2 separate regions of the Homo sapiens genome follow, and region 1 is linked to region 2. Evidence: read pairs that join two places in POLR2A ChIA-PET (ENCODE). Cell type or tissue: OCI-LY7. All regions are shown on one strand. Links, peaks and the distances in the headings refer to the core of each region. The heading gives the core; the rest is flanking DNA.

Region 1 (9,274 bases), core at 808-8,807, 520 kb before region 2:
TTTTTTTTTGAGATGGAATCTCGCTCGTCACCAGGCTGGAGTGAAGTGGTGTGATCTCGGCTCACTGCAACCTCCGCCTCCCGGGTTCAAGCGATTCTCCTGCCTCAGCCTTCCGAGTAGCTGGGACTACAGGCGCGCACCACCATGCTTGGCTAATTTTTGTATTTTTAGTAGAGACAGGGTTTCACCATGTTGGCCAGGATGGTCTCGATCTCCTGACCTCGTGATCCACCCGCCTCGGCCTCCCAAAGTGCTGAGATTACAGGTGTGAGCCACTACTCAGCCTGGGTTTTCTTATTTTGTAGAAAATCCATTTCCCTCGTGCAATACTTGATGAGTCAGGCTTGATAGTGGGTGGTTGAGGATTTGGAGACACAAATCAGGTGGCTGGGTTGGATGTTGGAAAAGTCAGTAAGCTTTGCTGAGTCTCAATTTTCTCATCCTTAATGATAGATATTGGAAGCTCTTTCTTCATGTGGCAGTGTGTGTCAAGGGCTTAGTATAGAGCTGGCCCTGGTGGGTACTGCTGAAACTCTCTCTGTGGGCCACATACACGCACACGCACACACACACACAGTCACACTCACACATACACACACTTAGCACTAATTAAACAGCAGGTGGCCAGGCATGGTGCCTCATGCCTGTAATCCCAGCACTTTGGGAGGCCGAGGTGGGCGGATTGCTTGAGCTCAGGAGTTCGAGACCTTCCCTGAAAACCCCATCTCTACCAAAAATACAAAAAATTAGCCAGGCACGGTGGCGCATGTCTGTGGTCCCAGCTACTCTGGAGGCTGAGGTTGGAGGATCACTTGAGCTCAGGAGATGGAGGTTGCAGTGAGCCGAGATTGCATCATTGCACTCCAGCCTGGGTGACACAGTGAGACCCTATCTCAATAAATAAGTAAATGAATAAACAGCAGGCATAGCCAGTCTCTTTACATGGATAAGCACACTCAATCCTCATCAGCACTCTGAGAACAAGATACAGTTGTTATTCCCATGGTACAGATGAAGAAACCGAGGCTTAGATGAATGAAATCACTTGTCTAGGGTCACACCAGCCTAAGCAGAAGAACAGGGTTGGATCCCAGGCTGTTTGACCTCAACATGTGCATTCTTGGTGCCACATTTTCATGCCTTCAAATGGATTCATGAACCACTCATGGCCAAGGCAAGATGCAAAGAGCAGCCTGTGCCATGCCCTCCAAGGTCCCCCTGATCACAGAGGAGCTTGCCAGACCCTGTGTAGACTCCACTTCCCTTTGCACAAACCCTCGAGCCTGGAGCCTTGTCTTTCCAGCCGTTGGTAAACCAGAAGCAGCAGACGGGGAAGGTGGTGCCGGCTCAGCCCAGCGAGGCACGCAGAGGCCACAGCACCACATACTTCTGAGGGTCTGGGAGCAAGGCTGGTGCAGGGAGGCTTTTGAGGGGGACCGGGAGGACTCTAGAAACAAAGCCAGCCACGCCCCTCAGCTTGGGGGGAAACAGCTCCCGACACATCACCAGCCCCTAAGGTGTCACAGCAGAGTCACCCAACAGTGAGAAGCCTGGGAAACAGCGGAGGGGCACCGGCTTTGAGTTGCACATGAGTGGCTCAGATTTCAGTGCTTCAGGGGCCTCAGCTTTTGAGTCATGACTGTGGGAGCCCTGAGGGACACACCTGCTCCCTCCACCTGACCCGGGATGAGCATATTTTTTGAAGCATTGTTGGTCTTACGGAAAGGAGAGTTCATGGAAACGGCCCCCTCCCCAATTCAAACAGGAGATAAATCAAGAAATGTGAGCCGCTCCACAGTGGCTGAAGAAGAAAGCGTGGGTGGTCAGGTGCTGGGCACAGAGGTGGGATCTGGGCCCAGGGCAGTGGCCAACCAAAGGTCCTGAGAGGAGGAAACTGGTCTGGCCTGGCAGGTATCAGTGGGCTGGGAGGTCAGAGGCCAGGTTCCCACAGCAACACCGCCACAGGCGTGGTGGGCATGGTGGCGTGCGTCTGTGATCCCAGCTACTCAAGAGGCTGAGGTGGGAGAATCACCTGAGCCCCAGAAGTCGAGGCTGCAGTGAGCTGAGATTGTGCCACTGCACTCCAGCCTGGGTGACAGAGCGAGACCCTGTCTCAAAACAAAAACCAAAAAACTGGCTGGGTACTGTGGCTCACGCCTGTAATCCCAGCACTTTGGGAGGCTGAGGCAGGTGAACTGCTTGAGCTGACGAGTTTGAGACCAGCCTGGGCAACATGGCAAAATGCCGTCTCTACAAAAATTGCAAAAATTAGCTGGGTGTGGTGGTGCATGCCTGTAGTCCCAGCTACGTGGGAGGCAAGACGGGAGGATTGCTTGAGCCCAGGAGGCAGAAATTGCAGTGAGCTGTGTCATGCCACTGCACTCCAGCCTAAGTGACAGAACTAGACCTTGTCTCAAAACAAAAACCAAAAAACTGGTTGGGCATGGGGGCTCATGCCTGTAATCCCAGCACTTTGGGAGGCTGAGGCGGGTGAATTGCTTGAGCTCACAAGTTCGAGACCAGCCTGGGCAACATGGCAAAACGCTGTCTCTACAAAAATTGCAAAAGTTAGCTGGGTGTGGTGGCGCATGCCTGTAGTCCCAGCTACGCGGGAGGCAAGATGGGAGGATTGCTTGAGCCCAGGAGGCAGAAGTTGTAGTGAGCTGTGTCACGCCACTGCACTCCAGCCTGAGTGGCAGAACTAGACCCTGTCTCAAACAAAACAAAACAAACAAAAAACCCAAAAATTAGCCAGGCATGGTGGTGCATGCCTGTCGTCCCAGGCACAGAGGGGACTGAAGTGGGAGGTGGAGGCTGCAGTGAGCTGTGATTGCACCATCGCACTCCAGCCTGGGTGGCAGACTGAGACCCTGTCTGTAAATCAATAAGTAAGAGATTCAGAGACTGGGTAGGAAAAAAAAATTCCAGATTGATGAAGCTTAAAAGAGATCTGCACACACACAAAAAGAGAGCTCACCAAAAATTTAAGGATCCAAAAAGGTTAAAAATAATTTTCAGAGACATAGTTTCACCATGTTGCCCAGGCTGCTCTCCAACTCCTGAGTTTAAGTGATCTGCCCGTTTAACCTCCCAAAATGCTGGGATTACAGGCGTGAGTTACCACGCCTAGCCTATCTATCTATCTATCTATCTATCTATCTATCTATCTATTATATATATATATAAAAAGATATAAAGATATATTTTGATATGAGGCAAAGTTGTCTTATACTTTAAAAGCATTATCAATAATAGAAAGGGTGGGGCCAGGCATGGTGGTTCACACCAAGTAATCCCAGCACTTTGGGATGCTGAGGTGGGAGGTCTGCTTGAGGCCAGGAGTTTGAGACCAGCCTGGGCAACACAGTGAAACTCCTGTCTCTAAAAAAATGAAAAAAAAAAAATTAGCCTGGAATGGTGGCATGCTCGTGTAACCCTAGCTACCTGGGAGGCTGAAGTGGGAGGAACATTTGAGTCAAGGAGTTTGAGGCTGCAGTGGGCTGTGATGGTGCAACTGCACTCCAGCCTGGGTGACAGAGCAAGACTCCGTCTCAAAAAAAAAAAAAAAGAAAAGTCTATCAGTGTTACTTATCGTATTAACTGATGAAAGGAGGAAAAACTACAGGATCATTTTAATAGATGCTGAGGAAGTATTTTTAGAAGTTCACATAAATTTGTGATTAAGCCTCTTGGCAAGTCGGAAATGGGAGGATAAACATTAGCAGCATTCCTTCTGAGACTGGAAACAAGAATGTTCTGTTTGCTATTATCACTTCTGTTCAACAGAGTATTGGAGCTTCCACTCTAACATTAAGACTAGAAAAAATAAATTCGAAACATAAGGATTGGGAAAGAGAAAATAAAACACATTATTTTCAGATACTACCAGCTATATGGAACCCCAGAGGGAGAGTTTGGCAAGATACCTAGATATAAGAAAAATATACAAAAACTAATTTCATTTCTGTATACCAGGAAGAAACAATTGGAAAATATCCTTGAAAAAAAAAGGATAATGTTCACAAGAGTATGAAAATTATAATAAGTACCTAAGAATAAGTATAATGAAACGTAGGCAAGAATTAGGCAGGCAATTATACCTCCACCTCCTGGGTTCAAGCAATTCTCTGCCTCAGCCTCCTGAGTAGCTGGGATTACAGACGCCTGCCACCACGGCTGGCTAATTTTTTTGTATTTTTAGTAGAGACGAGGTTTCACCATCTTGACCAGGCTGGTCTTGAACTCCTGACCTCGTGATCCACCCACCTCGGCCTCCCAAAGTGCTGGGATTACAGGCATGAGCCACCACGCCCGGCCGAGATAACCCATTCTTAAGGACAGGAAAGCCTGATATTACAGAGATGTCAGTTCTTCATAAACTGATCTAGAGACTCAATGTAGCTTCTCGGGAGGCTGAGGTCAGGGGATTGCTTGAGCCCAGGAGTTTGAGATTGCAGTGAACTAGGATCGTGTCACTGCACTCCAGCAGGGGTGACAGGGGGAGACCTCATCTCTTAAAAAAAAAAAGCACAAAAAACCATCTTTTTTTTTTTTTTTTTTGAGACGGAGTCTCACTCTGTTGCCCAGGCTGGAGTGCAGTGGCGCAATCTCGGCTCACTGCAAGCTCCGCCTCCCGGGTTCACGCCATTCTCCTGCCTCAGCCTCCCGAGTAGCTGGGACTACAGGCGCCCGCCACCACACCCAGCTAATTTTTTGTATTTTTAGTAGAGACGGGGTTTCACCTTGGTCTTGATCTCCTGACCTCATGATCCACCCACCTCGGCCTCCCAAAGTGCTGGGATTACAGGCGTGAGCCAAAAAAACCATCTTAAAAGCAAACACCTAAAGCAGCATGGCTCATTAATGAGAGTTGTGATGACCCAAAGATTATGATTAATCCACTTCTGGACCTCTGTGGTCTCTTAGCAAGAATTGCAGCTCAGCCACCTCCTGACTCTGCTTAGCGAGCCGAGATGATAACAGCCCACTTGGAGAGTTCGGGGAAGTGTCAACAATGGCCTAGTGGGCTCCCATCAGTGGGAGCTATTCTTACTGTGCTTTGTGCAGGGACTTGAAGCCAGAATGCAAGGGGCCACTGGGCTTTCCCCTTTCCTGGGTGTGGAGTGGGGAACAGCCCGTTACCCCATGAGCCCTCTGAGTCCCACCCTGGTTAAAGCTCATACACTTCATTTCCACAGCCATTTGCAGAGAGCAACCCACCTGCACTCAGCTGTGCTGGTTACAAGTAACCGAAGCCCAGCTCCAACTCTGCAGCCAAAAAGGGAAAGGACTCACCCACTTGAGATGTCCAAGGCTTGAGTCCAGGGATTGAGACGCTGGTCTAGTTGGTTCCTCCCATTTCAGAGAGACCGAAAACCGAAGCTCAGAGAGGTCAAGAGAATTGCCCAAAGTCACACAGACGCCAGTGGGAGGCTGATGCCCCAGCTGGCTCTGCTGACTCCAAAGCCTGGGTTTGGGTTCATCTGCAGGAGGAAACACAGCTGAGTCAAAAGCCCAGTGACTCGGTGGCAGCGCATGTCTTCCAGGAACAGAACAAACACAAGCCCATATCTGCAGGCGAGCCTTGCCTCGGCCTCCACAGCGCGGGTGGTAGAGTCAGGCGCCCCAGGCCCCTGAAAACCAGGACGCAGTCCCGTGGCCCGTCTCTCCCAAGAAACAGAATCCTAGCCGGACCCCGTGCCTGCTGGGCGTGGAGTGGAATGTTGCAGCTGCTTGGGTTTGGGGCAGGAAGGAAGGGGAGATGGAACAAGGTTGAGGGTCTCCGTTCCCCCTGGAGTGCATGGAGGCTTCCTCCTTCTCCCCTTTGAGATCTCAACACAACCCCCCACGTAGATTTTGAATGTGATCATTGAAGAGTGAGGGGCTGCTGATCCCTCCCGTGAGAGACCTGACCTGGCCCCTCTTGGCAAAGCTATCCAGGAACCAGGTCAGAGGCAGAAGGACCTTTGCCCTACAAACTACCCCATCCTTTCCCGGACTCAGAGCCTTGGGCTATACCTGGATGGATTCCCTTGGCCTTTCCACCTGAGGGGCCTGGAGGTTAGGTTGATTCTTGTTTTTTGTTTTTTTGAGACAGAGTCTTGCTCTGTCACCCAGGCTGGAGTGCAGTGGTGCATTCATGGCTCACTGCAGCCTCAACTTCCTGGGTTCAAGCAATCCTCCTACCTCAGCCTCCTGAGTAGCTGGGACTGTAGGTGCATGCCGCCATGCTGGGCTATGTTTTGATTTTTAGTAGAAATGGGGTCTTGCCATGTTGCTCATGCTGGGGTGCAGTGGCACCATCATGGCTGACTGCAGCTGCATGATCTTGCTATGAGTCTAATTATATTTCCCAGGCTGGTCTTGAACTCCTGGACTCAAGGGACCCTCCGGCTTTGGCCCCCTAAAGTGCTGGGATCATAGGTGTGAGCTGGCTTACCTGGCCCAGGATTGATTCTTTTTTTTTTTTTTTTTGAGACGGAGTCTCGCTCTGTTGCCCAGGCTGGAGTACAGTGGTAGGATCACGGCTCACTGCAAGCTTCGCCTCCCGGGTTCATGCCATTCTCCTGCCTCAGCCTCCCGAGTAGCTGGGACTACAGGCACCCGCCACCACGCCCGGCTAATTTTTTTGTACTTTTAGTAGAGACGGGGTTTCACCGTGTTAGCCAGGATGATCTCGATCTCCTGACCTCGTGATCCACCCTCCTCAGCCTCCCAAAGTGCGGGGATTACAGGCATGAGGCACCGTGCCCGGCTCCAGGATCGATTCTTAACTTTGGCTGTACTGAAATCACCTGGGAAGCTTGGAAAACAATCCCCGTGAGGAGCCCACGCCCCACACCAATTACACCCAAACCTCTTCAGGTGGGACCTGAGCTTCTGTATTTAAAAAAAATAATTAAAGCCTTTGCTGTATTCTACGCATCCTGAGAGGGGCCACCTGCTTCCAGGGACCTTCTGTGCAGCATCAGGGTCCCACTATCTACATGGCAGCTGCTGACCGGCACAGGTGTGGGGCTCTGCACACCTCAGATCCCTGACAAAGGAAGGGCGGACTGTGGGGCTGGGCATGCGCAGGGAACACATCAGATGGTGAACAAGCTGAGAGGAGTGTTTCGTTTCCCAGGGCTGTCATAATACAATCCCATAGACTGTGTGGCTCACACAACAGAAATTTTATTTTCTCACAGCTCTGGAGGTTGGAAGTCCAAGATCAAAGTTCAGCAGGTTTGGTTTCACCTGAGGCCTCTCTCCGTGGCTTGCAGATGGCTGCCTTCTCGCCGTGTCCTCACAAGCCATTTCCCCTGTGCTTGTGCATCCCTGGTGTCTCTTTGTGTGACCAAGTTTCCTCTACTTAGAAGGACACCAGTCAGATTGGATCAGGGCCCACCCTGACAGCCTCGTTTTAACGTCATAAACTCCTTAAAGGCCCTGTCTCTGGCTGGGTGCGGTAGCTCACGCCTGTAATCCCAGCACTTTGTGAGGCTGAGGCAGGCGGATCACTGGAGGTCAGGAGTTCGAGACCAGCCTGGACAACATAGTGAAACCCCGTCTCTACTAAAAATACAAAAATTAGCCAGGCGTGGTGGCAGGTGCCTGTAATCCCAGCTACTCGGGAGGCTGAGGCAGGAGAATCGCTTGAACCTGGGAGGTGGATGTTGCAGTGAGCCGAGATCATGCCACTGCACTTCAGCCTGGGTGTCAAGAGCAAAACTCTATGTCAAAAAAAAAAGAAAAAAAGTTAATAAGGAGTGTTGGCAACGATGTGGAGAAACTGGAGCTGTTGTACTTTGTTGATGGGAATGGAAAATGGTGCAGCTGCTATGGAAAACAGTTCAAGGTCCCTCAAAATGTGACACATAGAGTTACCACAGGAACCAGCGATTCCGCTCCCAGGTATACACCAAGAGAACCCAAAACAGGCACTCAACAATGCTTGTACCTCAATGACCACAACAACTGTGTTCACAATAGCCAAAAGGTGCAAACCACACTTAATGCCCATCAACCGATGACTGGGTAATAGCATTATCAATACAGTGGAATATTATTGAGCTATAAAAAGGAATGAAGCACTGATTGATCCGTGCACTCCCATGGATGAATCTTGAAAACATTACACGAAGGGAAAGAAGCCAGACACAAAAGGTCACATATTGTCTGATTCCATTTACATGAAGTATCTAGAAGAGGCAAATCCATAGAGACAGAAAGCAGATTAGGGCCTGGGGGAGGCGGGATGGGGTTTCCTTTTGAGGCGATGAAAATATTTTGGAACGAAGTAGAGGTGGTAGTTGCACAGCACTGTAAATGTACTAATACCACTGAATCATACACTCTCAAATAGTTCATTGGGCTGGGCGCAGTGGCTCACGCCTGTAATCCCTGCACTTTGGGAGGCCAAGGCAGGCAGGTCACCTGAGGTCAGGAGTTGACCAGCCTGACCAACATGGTGAAGCCTCGTCTCTACTGAAAATACAAAATTAGCCGGTCATGGTGTTGCACACCTGTAATCCCAGCTACTCGGGAGGCTGAGGAAGGAGAATCGCTTGAACTTGGGAGGCAGAGGTTGCAGTGAGCCGAGATTGTGCCATTGCACTCTGGCCTGGGCAATAGAGTGAGACTGTCTCAAATAAATAAATAAAATTAAAAAAATAGTTTATTGTATCATGTTAGTGCAAAAGTATTTGCAGTTTTAGCCACTGAAAGTAATGGCAAAACCTGCAATTACTTTTGCACCAACCTAACCTATTTTTTTTTTCTTGAGATGGAGTTTCGCTCTTGTTGCCCAGGCTGGAGTGCAGTGGTGCCATCTTGGCTCACTGCAACCTCTGCCTCCCGTGCTCAAGAGATTCTCCTGACTCAGCCTTCCAAGTAGCTGGGATTACAGGCACCTGCCACTACACCCAGCTAATTTTTTTGTATTTGTAGTAGAGACGGGGTTTCACCATGTTGGCCAAGCTGGTCTCGAACTCCTGGCCTCAGGTGATCCACCGGCCTTGGCCTCCCAAAGTGCTGGGATTACAGGCGTGAGCCACTGTGCCCGGCTGCACCAACCTAATATTTTTATGTGAATTTTACCTCAATTTAAACAAAACAAAACCAGGAGCAATGTAAAAAAAAAAAGCAATGACTTCCATACCAGGGACCACTGTGAGGCTGTGACAAGTCGAGATATAGGTGTTTTGTTTTTTGAGACAGGGTCTCACTTTGTCACCTAGGCTGGAATGCAGTGGGTGGCATGATCTTGGCTCACTGCAACCTCCACCTCCCA
Region 2 (9,274 bases), core at 864-8,863:
ATGAGCCACTCTGCCTGGCCCTTAATGGTGAATTAATTATTGATATGAATTTTAACCTACCATCTTGCTCTTTGTTTCATATTTGTCCCATCTGCTCTGTTTGCTTTTCCTGTTTAGTTTTTTTTTCTGCCATCTTTTGGATTATTTAAAGATATTTATCCCAACTTTTTTTTTTTTTTTTTTTTTTTTTTGAGACGGAGTCTCACTCTGTCGCTCAGACTACAGTGCAGTAGCACTATCTCCGCTCACTGCAACCTCTGCCTCCTGGGTTCAAGTGATTCTCCTGCCTCAGCCTCCCGAGTAGCTGAGATTACGGGCAGGTGCCACCACCATGCCCGGCTAATTTTTGTATTTTTAGTAGAGACAAAGTTTCACCCTGTTGGTCAGGCTGGTCTCGAACTCCTGACCTCATGATCCACCCACCTCGGCCTCCCAAAGTGTTGGGATTATATCCCAACTTTTTATTGTTGTTGGCTCATTAGCTATAACTCTGCTACTATAGATTTTATCATATGCATCTTTAACTTATCACAGTCTACCTTCAATTGACATTATACAACTTCACATGTAGTGTAAAAAGCTTACAAGAGTATATTTGTTCTCCCACTCCCAGTCTTTGTGCTGCTATTGTCATAAACTTTACTTCTATGTAAGTTACAAATGCTACAATGTGTAATTACCTCTAAGACATATCTTTTAATGAGACTGAAACAAAAAGAAAAAATATCTTATGTATTTATCCACTTAGTTACCCTTTGCATTGTCTTCATTTATTTTTATAGCTCCAGTTTTCTTTTATTTGTTTGTTTATTTAGACAGAGGGTCTCACTCTGTCACCCAGGCTGGAATGCAGTGGTGCGATCATAGCTCACTGCAGCCTGGGACTCCTGGTGGCTCCAGTTTTCTACCAGTTATCATTCTCTTTCTGCTTTAATTACATCCTTTGATATTTCTTGTACTGCATATCTACTGGTAATAAATTCTTCCTTTTTTTTTTTAAAGTCTGAAAGAGACCTTATTTTGCCTTCATTTTTGAAAGGTATTTTCACTGAGAAAAGAATTCTAGGTAGACAACTGTTTTCTTTCTTTGCTTTAAATGTATTGTTCCACTGTTAACCTGGCTTACATTGTTTCCAATGAGAAATCTGGTGTCACCCTGATCTTAAGTATATAATGTATCTTTTTCTTTGGCCATTTTAAACCATGGTTTTAAGCAATTTGCTTAAGATGTGCCTTAGTATATAGTTTTTCTTCATGTTTCCTGTGCTTGGAGTTCCTTGAAATTCTTGGATCTGTGTGTTTACTGCTTTCATTACACTTGGAAATTTTTCAGCCATTTTTTTTTCTCTCTCTATATATATTTTTTGGTCCCTCATACCCTCCCTTCCTTCAGGGACTCCAATTCCACACACATTTGGCTACCTGATGTTGTCCCTCACTTTACTGATGTTGTGTTCATGTATTTTTTTCAGGGTTTCTTTTTTTTTTCTGCTTCATTTTGGATAGTTTCTATGGTTAAGTCTTCAAAATCACAAATCTTTACTTGTGCAATGTTTATTCTGACAGTCTTCAGTGTATTTTTCATCTCTGTATCTTTCTTTTTTGTGGAGACGGAATCTTGCTCTCTCGCCCAGGTTGGAGTGCAGTGGTACGATCTTGGCTTACTGCAACCTCTGCCTCCCAGGTTCAAGTGATTCTCCTGCCTCAGCCTCCCGTATAGTTGGGATTATAGGTGCACGCTACCACACCCAGCTAATTTTTGTATTTTTAGTAGAGGTGGGGTTTCACCATGTTGGCTAGGCTGGTCTTGAACTCCTGACCTCAGGTGATCCACCTACCTTGGCCTCCCAAAGTGCTGGCATTACAGGCGTGAGCCACCATGCCCAGCCATCATCTTTCATGTCTTTACTTAACATATTAAATCTTTTCTTTAGCTTACTGAACACATGGAATACAATTATAATGACTAATGTCTGTAATGTACTACTTATATAATCTGTCTCATTTCTGGTCAGTTATTGGTTGTATGTTACTACTTCTGCTCATACCTAGTAATTCTGGAATGGCTGGTAAACATTGTGCATTTTACCACACTCGGTCCTAGATGGTTTTGTATCCCTAAAAATATTCTTCAGCTTTTGTTTGGAAAAGGTTTGATCTTTTTGGTCTTGCTCTTAACCTTTGCTAAGCAAGACCAGAATAGCATTTATTCTAGGATTAATTTTTCCCAACTATTGAGGCAAGACTTTTGTGATGATTAACATTATGTGTCAACTTGACTGGGCCATACGTGCTCAGATCTTTGGTCAAACGTTAGTCTGGCAAAATGCGTAAAGCAGCTTGGCCTCCCTAATGTGGGTGAGCCCCATTCAATCTGTTAAAGGCCTGAATTGAACAAAAAATCTGACCCTTTCCTGAGTAAAAGAGAATTCTTCCAGCCTAACTGCCTTCGAACTGGGACATCAACTTTTTTCCTGCCTTTGGACTTGAACTGAAACATTGGCTCTGCCTGGGTCTTGAGCCTGTCAGCCTTTGGACTATAGCCACATCATTGGCTCTCCTAAGTCTCCATCTTGCTGACTCGCCCTGCAGATTTTTGGGACTTATCAGCCTCCATAATCACGTGGCAATTCCTTACAATAAATTTCTTCACACGTGCACACACACACACACACACACACACACTCTCTCTCTCTCTCTCTCTCTCTCTCTCTCTCTCTCAAGAACCTTCACTAATACAACTCTTCTTAGTACTCCAATCAATACCCCTGAATCATGAAATGTTCTACTCTGCTACTGGGAACAGGAACTATTTCTGGCCCTGTGTGAACTCCGTAAATGGTTCTCTCTAATCCTTTTGAGTGGCTCCTTCCCTGAACTAAGGGGTTTCCTCACATGGGTGCACTGATCAGTACTCAACCGAATACTCGAGTGGGCTCCCTGGGCATCTGCAGGCCAGTGTTCTCTTCTCTGTGCATCTCTTGCCTCTTTGTTTCTCTGCCTGTGAACTCTAGCTGCCCCAGCTGCCCTGGATTTTCATTTTACCTCTTCAATGAGGAGAGACTGCTGGGGCCTGCTGATGTTCCTTCTCCCCGCACCGCGGTCTGGAAACTTTCTCCGAGCATTAAATCAGAGCAATCATAGGGCTCTATTTCTCAGGTCTCAGGATTCGCTGTTCTTAATCACCTTAGACCTAATAACTTCAGAGTTTGACATATTTTCTCCAGTTTTACAGTTGTTTCAGGTGACAGGGTAAATCTGAGCCCCATTAGCTTAGCCAATCATGTGTGGACACAAATGTAAGAATTTTAAGAGTTCAGTTTTGACCTGTTAGATAAGTAGTTGAGTATACAAATCTGGGATTTATAAATGTGGGAGTCATCAGAGTATGGCTGGAGTTTAGAGCTACAAGACTAAACAGTCTCACCACAGAAGTGTTCAAGGTGAAACTGTCTTATTTTATGTAAAAGATGAATGCGAGGCAAGTCTGAAGGCCCTATCTATCTACCCACCTGCCTACCTACCTACCTGCCCACCCATCTTGAAATTGGGATAAAAAAGCTGGGTGCGATGGCTCATGCCTGTAATCCCAGCACTTTGGGAGGCCAAGGTGGGCGAATCACCTGAGGTCAGGAGTTCGAGACCAGCCTGGCCAACACGGTGAAACCCCATCTCTACTAAAAATACAAAAATTAGCCAGGCGTGGTGGTGCATGCCTGTAGTCCCAGTTACTCGGGAGGCTGAGGCAGAAGAATTGCTTGAACCTGGGAGGTGGAGGTTGCAGTGAGCCGAGATTGTGCCACTGCACTCCAGCCTGGGTGACAGAGCACGACTCCATTTCAAAAAAAAAAAAAAGAAGAAGAAGAAGAAGAAGAAGAAGAAGAAGAAAAGAAATTAGGATAAAGGTTGTCACAGCAATACCGGGTTAACATGCTTATTTGATTTAAAAAAATGAAGTCAAAATTTTACTGACAGAAAGTAAATCTATGTTTGACCAGTTAATCTGTTTTTTTTTTTTTGATCAGTTAATTTGATAAAGAGAACTGGCTTGCCAATTTATATAAATCTACATCTGCAAAAATTTTTTAAATTATAATTAAGGGAGGGCAGGCACAGTGGCTCACGCCTGTAATCCCAACACTTTGAAAAGCTGAGGTGGGGGGGATCACCTGAGGTCAGGAGTTCGAGACCAGCCTGACCAACATGGTGAAACCCCATCTCAACTAAAAATACAAAAATTAGCCGGGCATGGTGGCGGGTGCCTGTGATCCCAGCTACTCGGGAGGCTGAGGCAGGAGAATCTCTTGAACCCTAGAGGCAGTGACTGCGGTGAGCCGAGATCGCACCATTGCACTCCAGCCTGGGTGACAGAGTGAGACTCCATCTCAAAAAAAAAAAAAAAAAAAACTATATATATATATATATATATATATAAAATTAAGGAATGTATAAAATATAATGGAAAATACATCCTTTACAACTATTTAAACTTATAATAAAAATCTTAGATGTCAATTTAAATGTGCAAGGGGGTAAATACAGTTTTTAAAAATTCTATTAGAAGACCAGGCGTGGTAGCTTAAGCCTGTAATCCCAGCACTTTGGGAGGCCACGGCGGGCAGATCACTTGAAGTCAGGAGTTCAAGACCAGCCTGGCCAACACGGTGAAATCCCGTCTCTACTAAAAATACAAAAATTAGTCAAGCATGGTGGCATGCGCCAGCTACTCAAGAGGCTGAGGCATGAGAATCTCTTGAACCCAGGAGGTGGAGGCTGCAGTGAGCTGAGATTGTGGCACTGCACTCTAGCCTGGTCAACAGAGTGAGACTGCATGTCAAAACAACAAATTCTGTTACGGAGTACACAGGAAAGTTTGAAGACCACTGGATGATGGCCTACTCACACAATAGAATACCATGCAGGTATGAAATATAAAAGCAAACTTTTTTTTTTAAGATGGAGTCTCACTCTGTCGCCCCAGCTGGAGTGCTGTGGCAGGATCTCGGCTCACTGCAACCTCTGCCTCCCGGGTTCAAGCGATTCTCCTGCCTCAGCCTCTCGGGTAGCTGGGATTACAGGCGCCCGCCACTACGCCCAGCTAAGTTTTTGTATTTTTAGTAGAGATGGGGTTTCACCATGTTGGCCAGGCTAGTCTCGGACTCCTGACCTCCTGATTCGCCTGCCGCGGCCTCCCAAAGTGCTGGAATTACAGGCATGAGCCACTGTGCCCAGCCAAAAACAAATTTTTTAAAATAATGATGAAACTTTCTATAGACAAATAGGAAAATGTATCCAAGACATATTGTTATGTTAAAAAAATAAAGGTGTGTAGGTCCAGAATACTTTACACAGTATGCTAGCTTTTGTGTGTAAGAATGGGATTTAAAAGTATATACTTATATTTGTGTAAATTAAGACATATAACATTTTATGTCATAATTAATTTTTTTGAGACAGTCTTCACTTCACTTTGTTGTCCAGGCTGGTCTTGAACTTCTGGGGCTCAAGTGATCCTCCCACCTCTGCCTACCAAGTAGCTGGGACTACAGGCGTGCATCACTGCACCCTGCTTATGCTAATTTTTAAATGTGTGAATGCAATTTTTTTTAAAGTCCTCACAGGAAATAGAGCTGGCCTGGCTTACTAACAAGCTTAAATGCAATATGGAGTTCTCTGGGATACAAGCCTTATTGGTACAACTACCTACAGTAATTAAATCACCTTGGATTGACTCCAAGGCAGATTTATCTTACCATAAAGGCAACAGCTTTAGTCTTTTTGCCTCAAAAGAAGAGCCAGACTGTGAGCTCCTTGTGGGTTGAAATTATATCTGATCCATGTTTGTATATCTGTTAAGCAAATGGTATTATAGTGAGCTTCCACAGACCTACCTCCTAAGGATGGTGACAGATATCTACCATTGAAGAGTTTGCTGGGATTCTACCTGGTGGCATCTGGTCTTTGACCAGCTTCTGTAGACATGAGGTTTGCAGAAGCACCATTTTCACTAACTATTGTAACTCTCATGGGGTCTTCTTAATCTGGTCCTCTGGGCCAGACACCTGCTTTCTTCCTATTTTAAATCATTTGCATCTCTCTCTGACTGGTATAATTCCACCATTCTGAAACTGCAGTTGCCACGCTGAAAATGTTGTTATAAATAAGATTATTCATTTAAAACACACATTAACTTCAGAACAAAAAGGTTAAAAAAACCTCATGAGGAGATCCTCTGTCCTGCCTGTCTAAAAGACAGGTCAGTAACTTTGTTTAACTGAAGGGCTTCCCCCTTCATCCCCCTACTTAATAAGAGCTGGCTTTTAAAGGACATGGCTTAACAGAATTGTCAAGGTCCTGAGTTACTACTGAAACCAGCTGAACTGACTCTGGCTTCTGTGGTTTGAGTTGGCATGTCAAAATGAGTTTCCCTGCATCTAAGTCTTCTCCCCTCCTTAAACAGAGAAGGGAACTGGCCCTTCCTATCTCTCTGAAGCCAACTTCTGCTCACTTCTTTCTTCCTTCCCCTCCTACTTTTTCTCTTTTCTTGGGAAACTTTGGAGATCAATCAATCATAAACAATTGTTCTGTCATTATGAATATACCGAAGAAATATCTAGTACAAGTAAACAGTCAAGAAATTCCGTAAGAAAAAGAAAAACTTTCTAGGCCTGTGATTGTAGAAGGTTTATTCATATTAAAATGTGCCACTTTGAAAATGTTGTTATAGCTGGGTGCAGTGGCTCATGCCTGTTATCCCAGCACTTTGGGAGGCCGAGGTGGGTGAATCACGAGGTCAGGAGTTCGAGACCAGCCTGACCAATATTGTGAAACCCCGTCTCTACTAAAAACACAAAACAAATTAGATGGGAGTGGTGGCATGTGCCTGTAGTCCCAGCTACTCGGGAGGCTGAGGCAGGAGAATCACTTGAACCCAGGAGGCAGAGGTTGCAGTGAGCCAAGACTGTGCCACTGCACTCCAGCCTGGGTGACAGTGCGAGACTCTGTCTCAAACAAACAAACAAACAAAACAGAAAAGAAAATGTTGTTATAAACAAGATTATTCACTTAAAAGACATATTAACTTCAGAACAAAAAGGTTAAAAGAAAACCTTATGAGGAGATACTCTGTCTTGCCTGTCTAAAGACAAGTCAATAACTTTGTTTAACTGAGAGACCTCCCTCTTGGTCCCCCTACTTAATATGAGCTGGCTTTTGATAGATGACTCTTTGGGCTAGAAATAGAAGTTAATATTAGCTTAAAAACAAGTCTATGCATCCTTCTGATTTTATTATGATATAAAAACAATGTTAACACAACAATTAAATCAACCCAAGATTTGGGCTTAACTTCTCGTGATTTAAACCTTCTAAATTAACTACATTAGTTTTATAGGTCCAGTAGGATCTCGTTTGCACAAATTGTTTAAAATTTCAAAAATATAAAACTGTTTAATTGAAAGAAATTGTAATAAAAGACATCTTTTTAAAATGATTTAGTCTCATGAATTTTTTCTTTTCGAGACGGAGTTTGGCTCTTGTTGCCCAGGCTGGAGTGCAATGGCGCGATCCTGGCTCACTGCAACCTCCACCTCCCGGGTTCAAGCGATTCTCCTGCCTCAGCCTCCTAAGTAGCTGGGATTACAGGCATGCGCCACACGCCCACTAATTTTGTATTTTTAGTAGAGACGGGGTTTCTCCATGTTGGTCAGGCTTGTCTCGAACTCCTGACCTCAGGTGATCTGCCCACCTCGGCCTCCCAAAGTGCTGGGATTACAAGTGTGAGCCACTGGTGTGAGCTCACTGCCGAGATCCGCCTCCTGGGTTCACGCCGTTTTTCTGCCTCAGGCTCCCAGGTAGCTGGTACTACAGGCGCCCACCACCACGCCCTGCTAATTTTTTTGTATTTTTTTAGTAGAGACAGGGTTTCACCGTGTTAGCCAGGATTGTCTCGATCTCCTGATCTCGTGATCCACCCGCCTCAGCCTCCCAAAGTGCTGAGATTACAGGCGTGAGCAACTGTGTCCGGTCATTTTTTTTTTTTTCTTAAGAGGTCTCACTCAGTCTCTTGGGCTGAAGAACAGTGGCATGATCATAGCTCACTGCAGCTTCAAACTCCTGGGCTCAAACAGTTCTCCTGCCTCAGTCTCCTGGGTAGCTGGGACCACAGGTGTGTGCTTTGCCTCATTAATTCTTAAAACACTTCAAGTCATAAAGACTTTGATGTGTTGGCCTAAGTTTTAATTTCCAGGTGTTTAGTCAACTTTAAGATCTCTTTAGCTGATAATAAACTGAGTTAATAATCTTTGGAGACATGGACAATTTCTAATTAGGAAAAAGGTCCAAACACCAGCCTTATGTATTCCGTTTTCAATAAACCTTTTATTGAAAATTGTCAAATGGATGATATACAAAAAGTGAAATCAGAATTTGTTTCCTTTCTGTAAAATGGCCAAGTTATTCTACCTCCAGATAACAGATTCCTTTCCTTTTTATCCTCAAAATATTTTGTTAACTATCTGAATTTTCCAGCATATTCAGGAATCGTTTTAACAAAATGTTCAACTTTTTAAAGTTACATCTCTATAACCATTTTATTTATTGTTGTATGTTTCCAAATTATTGCCTTTAACAATTTTGTGTCTTAGGATATTATGATTTATGTCATGCACAGACATGACAGAAACATGCATAGAAAAAGTCAAAGCATTTTTGGCTGGGTGGCTCAGAAAAGAGAAGCCAGGAAACTATGAATAACAAAGAGAGCCGGCTGGGCGCAGTGGCTCTCGCTTGTAATCCCAGCACTTGGGGAGGCTGAGGCGGGTAGAGCATGAGTTCACGAGTTCGTGACCAGCCTGGCCAACATGGCAAAACCCCTTCTCTACTAAGAATACAAAAATTAGCCGGGCGTGGTGGTGCGGGCCTGTAATCCCAGCTACTCAGGAGGCTGAGGCAGGAGAATCGCTTGAACCCGGGAGGTAGGGGTTGCAGTGAGCTGAGATCGCGCCATTGCACTCCAGCCTGGGTGACAGAGGAAGACTTCTGTCTCTAAATAAATAAACAAATAAATAAATAGACTGAAGTAATCCTAGAAGGGAAAAAGGCAGGGGAAGATCTCCAATCCCCGTACAATCACATCCCTGACTGACCCTTGAGCCACTCATGCATGGGACAGACACAAAGCAGCTCAGCTACAGACTAAAGATCTCAGAGAGAAACACATTTGTGTTCAAACCCAGCCAAGAAAACCACCTGATAAAACCAAACAAGTATTAGA

What was found. ChIA-PET counts read pairs that join two places held together with the same protein. Peaks named below come from ENCODE experiments on the same cell type or tissue, not always from the same donor. Only the 100,000 strongest peaks of a DNase experiment are listed, where the experiment ranks them.
Region 1: POLR2A ChIA-PET joins it to region 2 with 8 read pairs; 2 of 35 experiments call an interaction of 5 or more read pairs at or near these places.

Annotation. Positions count from the first base shown.
Region 1 is chr9:131,321,661-131,330,934 of GRCh38, reverse strand. LOC105376299 (a long non-coding RNA gene) reads right to left here and starts at 6,065. Exons shown (of 4, transcript XR_001746959.3): 1 at 5,296-6,065. RefSeq lists an enhancer at 1-808 and a silencer at 8,501-9,037. In OCI-LY7, for the core only: no CTCF peak of the experiment used is centred there; no DNase peak of the experiment used is centred there.
Region 2 is chr9:130,802,829-130,812,102 of GRCh38, reverse strand. All of the region lies in intron 2 of LOC124902288 (a long non-coding RNA gene), which reads left to right. It also overlaps a transcript of ABL1 not described here. Among named protein-coding and RNA genes, the nearest start is that of ABL1, 28 kb to the left of the region's middle. In OCI-LY7, for the core only: no CTCF peak of the experiment used is centred there; no DNase peak of the experiment used is centred there; H3K4me3 peaks cover 801 bases; H3K27ac peaks cover 1,054 bases.